Regions from separate parts of the Homo sapiens genome. Here region 1 is linked to region 2. Evidence: read pairs that join two places in POLR2A ChIA-PET (ENCODE). Cell type or tissue: B cell. All regions are shown on one strand.

Evidence for each region. ChIA-PET counts read pairs that join two places held together with the same protein. Peaks named below come from ENCODE experiments on the same cell type or tissue, not always from the same donor. Only the 100,000 strongest peaks of a DNase experiment are listed, where the experiment ranks them.
Region 1: POLR2A ChIA-PET joins it to region 2 with 6 read pairs; 3 of 35 experiments call an interaction of 5 or more read pairs at or near these places.

The regions. Positions count from the first base shown.
Region 1 is chr2:105,838,316-105,843,315 of GRCh38, forward strand. The region is part of intron 2 of NCK2 (NCK adaptor protein 2); the gene reads left to right. Among named protein-coding and RNA genes, the nearest start is that of NCK2, 96 kb to the left of the region's middle. In B cell, no CTCF peak of the experiment used is centred here; no DNase peak of the experiment used is centred here; H3K27ac peaks cover 868 bases.
Region 2 is chr2:106,086,862-106,091,861 of GRCh38, forward strand. No RefSeq gene overlaps it. Among named protein-coding and RNA genes, the nearest start is that of ECRG4, 24 kb to the left of the region's middle. In B cell, no CTCF peak of the experiment used is centred here; no DNase peak of the experiment used is centred here.

The sequences.
Region 1 (5,000 bases), 250 kb before region 2:
TTTTTTTTGGCCAGGTAACTAGTCTTAGACAATTGCCTTCTCAGTCATTTAATGAGCTTTCCTAAACTTTATCTTTCATTATCTGTGGCTGCACTAATCATTTGCTAAAAAGAATTGGAAGATTCACTCTTTATTACTGATCTGTATTTCATGAATATTTATGTATACTCCCTGTACTTTCACCCTTTTACCAAAGTAGCTGAATAATATAAAATTTAAATTTTTTAATGGAATTATTTTATGGCTCCCATATGAATAAAAGACCCCTTATTATGTAGAATAACAATGAATATATCAAGAAGTGGGATTGTTTTAAATGAAGCACCTTAAATTTGAATCCACATGCAAGGTAGGGCCTCAGTGTAGGATGGAATAGTTTGTAGGCATCTTGTATCTGTGTGTCTACTGTGGTGATGGAGACCATCAACACCTACTGATGGAGGCCGACCGTAGGCCTTTCATCCACTCTCTCTTTCACATGTTTGCTGAGTATATATATGCATGCTAGGCACCCATCTAAGTCTTGGCTTACAAAGGGACAAAGTCCTTGTCTTCAAGGAGTTAAGTGCAGTCAGAGAAAATAAACGATAAATAAATTAAAATGTGTGTGAAGTAATGGTAAGGGCCATGGAAAAAGAGAAAACAGAAGAAAGGAATGGAGAGTGGTGCGGCAGCTATTTTATATGAGGTGGGGCAGGTTTGGCTTGGCAGAGAATTGGATGGAATCAGAGAAGGAATATGAGAGAGGCAGGGAGAGCAAGGGAGGGGACATTTGAATGGCGGCTTGAACAAAGTAACAGAACAAAGAGTCCTGCAGAGAGCTGGGGAAGAGCATTCCAATGCGAAGACCCCAAGGTGAGAATCAGAGTTTGGAAAAACTGCCCAGGGTCAAGGTCTTTTAGGCTTTGGTGCAGCTTTGGATTTGGTTCTGTTTGGGTGGGAAGCTGCACTGGGGTTTGCAGAGAGGACTGACACAAATACCTTTAGTTTTTAAAGTTCCCCAAAGCGAGTGCCAGGAGGGTAGAACAGAGAGACTGGTAGACTGGAGAGGTGCTGTTGGTCTGGAGTGAAGTGCATGGGAGAGAAGGGGTGGATCTGAGGCATATTTTGAAGGCAAGTCTGTGGGGTTTGCTGCTGGAAAGAATGGGGAGTGAGAGACAAGAGCTTGAGGGATGAGTCTCAGATTGGGGGCTGGGTCAGCCCACTTAATGGTTGTCTAATACCCACTTACTCAGAAGGGCAGACTGCGGGAGGCACAGGAGGTAGTTTGTTTATTTGATTGGTTTCCTTTTGTTTTTCATGGGGAGAATGAAGAGCTTAGTTTTAGACGTGAGATTTGAAGTGCATGTTAGACATCCAGATGCAGATGTTCACCAGGTAGCTGGGTGCAGGAGTCTGGCATTTGGGGATAGAGCAGGGTGGAGACCAACATTTGGCAGCAACAGATGGATGACACTCAAAGCCAAGAGGGCGGATGGAGGGGAGGCTCCTAGACGGCCTGGCTACCCCTCCATCTTTAGTTCAGAAGCACAAGTAGAGTGAGCCAGAAAACTAAGAAGGAAGGGTCAGCAAGGGACAGGCAGCAGGGCTGTGTGATCTCCGCGCAGCTGGTGGACGGTGTGTTTCCCAGAAAGGCTGGTCAGCAGTGTCTGCTGTAGTGGACATGCAGGTAACAAGAGGACCTTTGGATCTGGCAGTATGGTAGGGACAAAAGCCAATTAGTGGAGGCTCAAAGATCAGGTTGGGGAGGAAGTGGAGATGGCAAGAGGAGACAGCTTCTGGTAGAGTATCCCCTCTATAAAGGAGAGTTGGTGGGGTTAGGGGCAAGGGAATGTAATCACAATATGGAGGAGAATTTAGCATGTCTTATGCTAAATGAGATGATCCAGAAAGACACAGTAGCTCCAGGGAATAATTATAGGAGCAGGTTCCTTCCAGAGGTGGGATTCAGTCCACGGAGGAGGACAGGCCTCAGAGAGGCACCCAGACAGCTCACCCCTGTAACACGTGGGACACATGGAGATGTTTTCTTCCGATTGCCTGAATTTCTGTTAATGAAATAAGGAGGGCAAGTGAAAAAATATGCAGTTTCTCCTACTCTACTCTACTCTCACAACACACTTCTGTCAGCAAATGTCTGGGTATCTCTCCCCAACAGCAAGTAAGCAGTTGCTTCTGCAGCAGATGCCACTGAAGGTCTGCTAATTTAATTCAGCTCTGACACTGTTGACCTGGAGACAGCATCAGTCCCATAGTTTGGGGACTCAGTCCTCAAGACTGCCCCTCCACCCCCACTTCAGATGCCAGTTGCACGTCCCAGGTTGTTTTAACCAGTAATTCTGGCTATAAACTGGGGTTCCCATGTTGCCTTCCTCAGGTTCAATTAATTTGCTAGAGCAGCACACAGAACTCAGGGAAACACATTTACTGTGTTTTGTAAGGGAAAATAAAAAATCTCAGGACCTCCTGCTAAACTGCTTATGCAAAAGGGTGGCTTAGGCCCAGAGGCTGAATCTTGCATCCCCCTTTTCCTAATGAACAGCTGTTACCACCATTATGCATCAGCCAGGTCCCCACGGAAAGGTAAAAGGCCGTGGGCATCTGAAAGGCTGCCCCCACAGATCATTCTTAAGTAAATCCTTTCCTGGCTTCCCAGAAACAAGGACAGACCAGTTGTAACTTTAGGTCAGTAATTGAGGTCTACCTTCTAATTCTCCACACTGATAGTGTGGATTACAAGCTTATCTTCCCAGGTGCAGAACAAGTCCAGACTCATTTCTTCCACCTACCCAGAGATGACTGCATAATTGTCTCTTCCGACATTCACTTTATCTGATGTAAAATGTAGATTTACTGGGCACTAACCAAAGTCTCACAGGCATGTAACCTTTTCGCCTTAACCGCCAACCTACCTTCCCCTACTTTAAGGAAATGTCTAAATACTAAACTTGAAAACCTCTTTGGAAAAACAGATGGCTCTGTGGCTTATGTTTTTTCCCTCGAAAAGCCCTAAAGTTGGCTTAATAAACTTCTGTGATTGAATGTCTACCTCAGTCACTCATTTTGGGTGTCACTATAAAGGATATTTTTAAGGATACAGATGTAGAGGTGTAGGTAGGGTGAGGTACAGGGGAAGGGGCACGGAGCTTCCATGCCTTCTCCAGGAACCTCCCCGTGTTCAGATATCTGGAAGCCCATCTGAACCCTGTCTTTTTGGGTTTTTATGGAAGCTTCATTGCATAGGCATGACTGGTTAAACCCTTGGCCATGGATAATCAACTTGACCTCAGCCCCTCTCCCCTTCTTGGAGGGTGGAGGGTGGGGTTGAAAGTCCCAACCCTCTAATCCTGCCTTGGTCTTTCTGGTGACCAACCCCATCCTGAAGCTGCCTAGGGGCTGCCAGCCACCAGTCACCTCATTTGCATACAAAAAGACACTTACATTTGAGGCTAAGCCAGGAAATGGGAAGATGACCAAATGTGTTTTATACGGTATCATAGAAGGTCATTCATCAACTGAGGCTACAGAAAGGGGAGGAGATATTAGAGGATGGAAAAGAAAGATATTAATAGACCCTTCAGAGAGGGGAAGGGAGCTCGCTTAGAAAATGGAGTTAAGTTGCCAGGAGGCACCAAGAGTCCACTTGAGGCCAGAGATCAGAAATGTAAAATGGCACTAGCTGCCCTGGGGCAGGTGTGAAGTAGGTGAGAGTTAGATTTAAGCAGACCTGAGATGTGGTGAAGGGAAAGTAGTAATAGTATTTGTGGGGGTTTTTTTCTTTTTTTTTTTGAGCCGGAGTTTCTCTCGTTTCCCAGGCTGGAGTGCAATGGCGCGACCTCGGCTCACTGCAACCTCTGCCTCCCGGTTTCAAGTGATTCTCCTGCCTCAGCCTCCCAAGTAGCTAGGATTAAAGGATGCACCACCATGCCAGCTAACTTTTTTGTATTTTTAGTAGAGACAGGGTTTCGCCATGTTGGTCAGGCTAGTCTTGAACTCCTGACCTCAGGTGATCTACCTGCCTCAGCCTCTCAAAGTGTTGGGATTACAGGCGTGAGCCACTGCACCCAGCTTGTTTTTTTCTCATAAAAAGTGTAGAAATCCTAAACACTGAGGAAAGTTTGTAACATTTTTTCCTATATACACCAATACTTAATGAAAATATATACATTAAAAAAATAAAAATCTGAATCATATTATACATATGCTTTATGACTGTGTTGTCTGCCCTGCTATCAGAGTTGTTTAAATTTCCCCTTGGTCCTTTTGGCAGTGACATCTGACTCTTGAGTTATAGCCACTGAGATCTCTCTAAGTGCTCTTGACTCTTGACTTGTGTCATTATGTTTTGTTGCCCCTAAGTCAAGGGTACAAGTAATTATACATGGAATTGGTGTGAAGTACTCACAGCAAAGACTGCAGGTGGGCTCTGGGAGGCCTGACTGGGTTGGGGACAGTGAATGCAGAGGTGGGGACGGGACCCAGCCCGTGGCAGGAGAGGGCGGCTGTGGTTTTGGAGGAATGAGTTTTCAGGGGGGTGGACGCTGTGAGAAATATGATAGGCAACCAGTGGGTGGTGGGGTGGGGGGGTTCTTACTGCTTGCCATTGCTTAGCAGGAGGGACAGTCTAGTGGAGATAAAATACCATCAGGCTTCACAGCACAGTTTTATTATTTTCTTCAACAGCATGTGGCCCAGGAGTGGGCTAGAGTCTGCATAGGAGAAATCTTAAGTTCTAGTTAAGTATACCTTATCCTAAGTGCTTGGGATCAGAGTGTTAGGGCATTCAGAATTTTTTGAGGTTTTGGAATATCTACATATACATAAATGAGATATCTTGGGAATGGGACTCAAGTCTAAATGCTAAATTTATGTTTCATATATACCTTATTTATGTTTCATATATATATAGCCCGAAGGTAATTTCATATAATATTTTTAATAATATGTGTGACCCATCACATGAGGTTGGATGTGGAATTTTTCACTTGTAGTGCTCAAGT
Region 2 (5,000 bases):
TCTTTAAATGTCTGGCAGAATTCTCCAGTCAATCTCAGAGCCTGGAGTTTTTTTTTTTTTCTTCAGATTTTAAACTATGAATTAAATCATTAAATAAGCTATTCAAATTACAAATGTCATACTGAGAATTTCCTAGGATACGTTTCCTAGGAATTTGCCCATTTCATCTGAGTTTTCAAATTTATGTATGTAGAGTTGTAGCTAGTATTCCCTAGTTATCCTTTCAATGTCTATTAAGTGACATCCCTTGTTTCATTCCCATTAATGGTGTTTTCTGTTTTGTCAGTCTTATTAGAGGTTTGTGGCTTTTATTATTTAAGGAGCCAGTAATTTGTTTCACTGATATTCTCTATTGCTTTTTGTTTTCAATACTGATTTCTGCGCTTCTTATTTCCTTCCTTCTGCTTGCTTTGGGCTTACTTGGCTCTTCATTTAAATTTCTTGAAGTACAAGCTCAAATTATTGAGATTTCTTTCTCCTCTACTGATATTAGAATTTTAGTGCCACAAAGTTTTTTCTCAGCACAACTTTAGCTGCATCTCACAAATTTTGACATTTTTATTCAGTTCAATATATTTTCAACAATTATTGAGACTCCCTCTTTGGCTCATGGCTTATTCAGAAGTGCGTTGCACTGTTTCCAAGTGTTAGGAGATTTTCCTGTTATTTTTCTGTCGCTGACTTCTAGTTTGACCCCATTGTGGTCTCTCAGTTTTATTCCAGTTCTTTTAAATGTGTTGAAGTTTGTTTTATGACCAGGATATAGTCTACCTTGGTATATGTTCAGTAGGCACTTGAAAAGAAGGTGTATTCTGCTACCGTTCTGTGAAGTGTCGTATAAATGCAAATTAGATCCTGTTGGTGGTTACTGAGTTCAATATCCTTGCTGATTTCCTGTCTAGTTACCCTATAAATTATTGAGAATGGTGCTTAACTCTCCAACTATAATTTTGGGTTACCTATTTCTCTTCTAAGGTCTACCAGTTTTTGCCTCACATTTTTTGCAGCTGTGTTACTTGTTGCATGCACCTTTATGATTGCTGGGGTCTTTTGGTTGGACTGATCCTTTTATTATAATGTCATGTTCCTCTCTGACCTTGGCAATTTTTTTTCTTTTTGCTCAGAAATTTATCTTATTTAATATTAATGTAGTCACTCCTGCTTTCCTCTGATTTTTGCATAGTATATATTTTTTTATCCTTTTACTTTCAACCCACATATATTGTTTTCACTGAAGTTTCTCATAGCATATAGTTGGGCCATTTAAAAATATACTCTGCCAATCTCTTAATTGGTGCTGAGACCATTTACATTTAATGCAATTATTGTTATGTTAAAGTTTAAATCTGCCGTTTTACTTTGTTTTATATTTTCATTTTCTCTTCCCTGCCTTCCTGCAGGTTGTACTTTTTTGGCATTCTATTTTATTTGTGCATTTGAGTACATTTCTTTGTATAGCTTTTTTTGCTGGTTGCTCTAGGTATTACATTAAACTTACCAAAAATCTACTAGTGTCAACTTTTGCCCATTTGGGTGAAGGATAGAAATGTTACCTCCCTTTACCTTCTGATATGTATAATATAGTTGACTATTTCCTCTACATAGACAGTCACATGAGAATGTTACAATTTTTGCTTCAAACTTCAAACATAATTTAGAAAACTTACAAGGAAAAGGAAAGCCTATTGCATTTATTGATATTTTCATTCTATGTTCTTTCTTCCTGCTTGATGCCACAAGATTCCTTTGTTTCCTGTTAACTGTCGTTAGAGGTCTGCTCATTTACATTTCTCATAATTTTCCTTCATCTGAGAATGTCTTGATTTCCACTTCATTCTTGAAGGACATTTTTGCTGGATATAGAATTCTGAATTAACAGTTTTCTTTCAGCATTTGTGTCACTTATTTCTGGCCTCGGTGGTTTCCACTGAGAAACCTGCTACCACTCTAATTGCTTTGGCCCTAGGGGTAAGGTGTCATTCTGCTCTGGCAGCCTCAGGGACCATGTCTTTGCCTTTAATTTTCAGTTTAACCATGATAAATCTTGGCATGTATTTCTTTGGGCTTATCTTCTTTGGTGGTTACTCAGCATTTTGATTTTTTTTTTTTTGGTCAAATTTGGGAAATTGTCAGCCCTTCTTCCTTAAATTTTCTTCAACTCCATCCTCTTTCTTCTTTCTATGACCCCAATGACATGACAGATGCTTTGTTCCACATATCTCCAAGGCTCTGTTCATTTTTGTCAGTCTGTTTTCTATTTGTTATTTAGACCGGGTAATTTTGATTGTTCTATCTTCTGTTCTCTCCACTCTGCTGTTGAACTTATCCACAGAGCTTTTTATCTGTTACTTTTTCAGTTCTAAAATTTCCATTTAGTTCTTCGTATCTTCTCTTTGCTGCAGTTTTCTATTCATGTTTCAACCATGTTTGTAATTGCTAATTGAAGCATTTTTACAATGGCTGTTTTAAAACAATTTGTCTGATAATTCTAATGTCTGTGTGATCTTGGTGCTGGTATCTGTTCATTATCTTTTCTAATTTACCTTGAGATCTTCTTGGTTTCTGGTGTGGTGAATAATTTTTGATTTAAACCTCATCAGTTCTGAGTGCTGTAAGACTCTGGGTCTGATTTAAATCTTGAATTTTAGCAGGCCTACTCTGACTGCTCCAGGGAGTGAAGTGGGGAACCTGCCTTTTTACTGCCAGGTAGCAGGTGGAAACCCAGGTTTCCCTCCAGGCCTCCACTGGTAACACTCAGGCTGTCAGGGGTGGGGAGCTTGTTACTGCTCCCCATGTGGCCTTCACTGAGGTTGCCTTATTATTGCTGATTATTGAAAGTGCTGAAAGCCCTGACTCTCCACTAGGCAGTTGATGCCATGGGGTTGGGGTCATTACTACCCAGTGGAGATGCAAATCTCAGCTCAGGCCTTCTAGTCCCAAGCCCCTACAGGCCTTTGCTGACAGCACCAGAGCAAAGAGTGGGGGTAGGGGCAGGTTGAGGCATCTTCTTAACGTTAGGTGAGGGTGGAGCTCCAGGTCCCACTTGGTCTTTGCTGGAAGGGATGGGGAGGGGCTGTAGTGTTTTTCATGTGGTGTTTGGCTACAGTAGAGCCATTTCTGTTTAAAAGTTTTCCTTTTTACTAGGTTGCCCTTTCCCTGGTATGCTGGCAGCAGTGAATAGGTTTCTGTTGGGGTTTTTGACTGTGTCTGTTGGCACTCTTTGGTTAGTAACTTATCCAGCTCCAAGGCTGGCATATAGAAGGCAAAAAGAAAACCCAGGGAACTCACTACTTGTATTAGTTTGCTAGGAGAGCCGTGACAAAATACCAGAGACTGGGTGGCTTAAACAACAGAAATTCATTTTTCTCACAGTTCTGGATGCTAGAAGTCCAAGATCAATAGGTGTAGACAGGTTTGGTTTCTCCAAAGGCCTCTCTCGTGGGCTGAGATGGCTGCTTTCTTGCTGTGTTCTCACGTGGCCTTCTCTCTGTGTATGCATATCTCTGTTGTCTAAATTTTCTCTTCTTACAAGGACACCATTCAGACTGGATTAGGGCTCACCCTAAAGACCTTATTCTACCATAATCACCTTCAGAGGCCTAATCTCTATAGTTACCTTCTGAGGTCCTATGGGTTAAGACTTCAACATAAATTTTAAGGCAACACGGTTTAGCCCATATCACCACTGCATTCTTCCTCAGGTCCTGAGGTCCCTGGCTGGTCTACCTTTTTCTATCTACTTTCAGCATATTATGCTTGTTTTACATATAATGTCCAGAATTTTAAATTGTACTTAGTAGGAAGATGAGGGAAAGTATGTCTACTCCATTTTGTAAAAACGGTAGAGTCTCTTCCTTGCATTTTCCTTTATCTTCATTTCTTTAAAAACTGACCTCCCCTCATTAGTACATGGTAGAGCCATCTACACTGACTCTTACATCCTGGAATTCTGTACCACATCACATTAGTTTTACTTCAAGTAAAATGTATATGAAATACAGAAACTTAAAATTCAGCAGCACCAAAATAGCAGGACTTTTTAAAAACATTGATGTTTTTGATAATAATATCTTTACTTTTTTCCTTCCCACAGTACAGTTTTAGGTAAAAGTGACTCTTGTTCTCCAAAGTGGCCAAGGTACAAGCAGGACACAATCAGGGCTTTTTAATACAGAGAAAACATGCGGGTTAATCATGGTGATTAGAACCAAGTCTTGCTGCTGTCTCTGAAGCTCAGTGCGTCACACCCCAGATACTATGGTATCAGTTCTCTGGGTAATATAACCTTTCAACTCCCTATCAAAGGTAACAACCAACCACTGAGAATATCTGGATAAAGTCAACAAACCACTTTAAACAGATGAACTGAAACATTAAAACTCACAACTCTTCTGCCCTAGCAAACTGCTGAGGATTTTCTAGATTTCCCAGTCTTAAGAGACCAAACTGTAGCTCAGTTATCACCAGACCAGCATTTCACTCAACACACCTTTCAGACTGAGAACAAGGTCAAGCTCATACATAACTAAGAACCATGAACCAGAATGGTGGCCCATGCAGCACCAGAGTTGTGATCAGAGATGCCGTCAGGGATGGAGCAGAGGCAATGCCACAAGAGTCACAAGAGTCCACCTGGGCCAGTGGGCTGCGCTCAGTATCTAAGAGGGTGTAGTGGAAATCCAGTGTGTTCACTCTCTAATCTGCACCTTGCTTAAGCCCACTATGACTGTCACTGAAGTTAATAAGAGCAGCTGTACCAGTGTTGTCCCTGTAAGCAATAGCAGTGATGCCTCAATCGGGAGCCAATCCTGAGATGCAGGAGCACCACTGTGTTAGTTGGTTCAGGGTACTAGAACAAAATACTTCAGATTGGGTAATTTATAAATAGAAATTTACTGCCGGTAGTTTTGGAAGCTGGGAAGTCCAGGATCTAGGTGCCGGCAGATTTAGTGTCTGGTGAGGGGCTGTTCTTCATAGATGGCACCTTCTTGCTGTGTCCT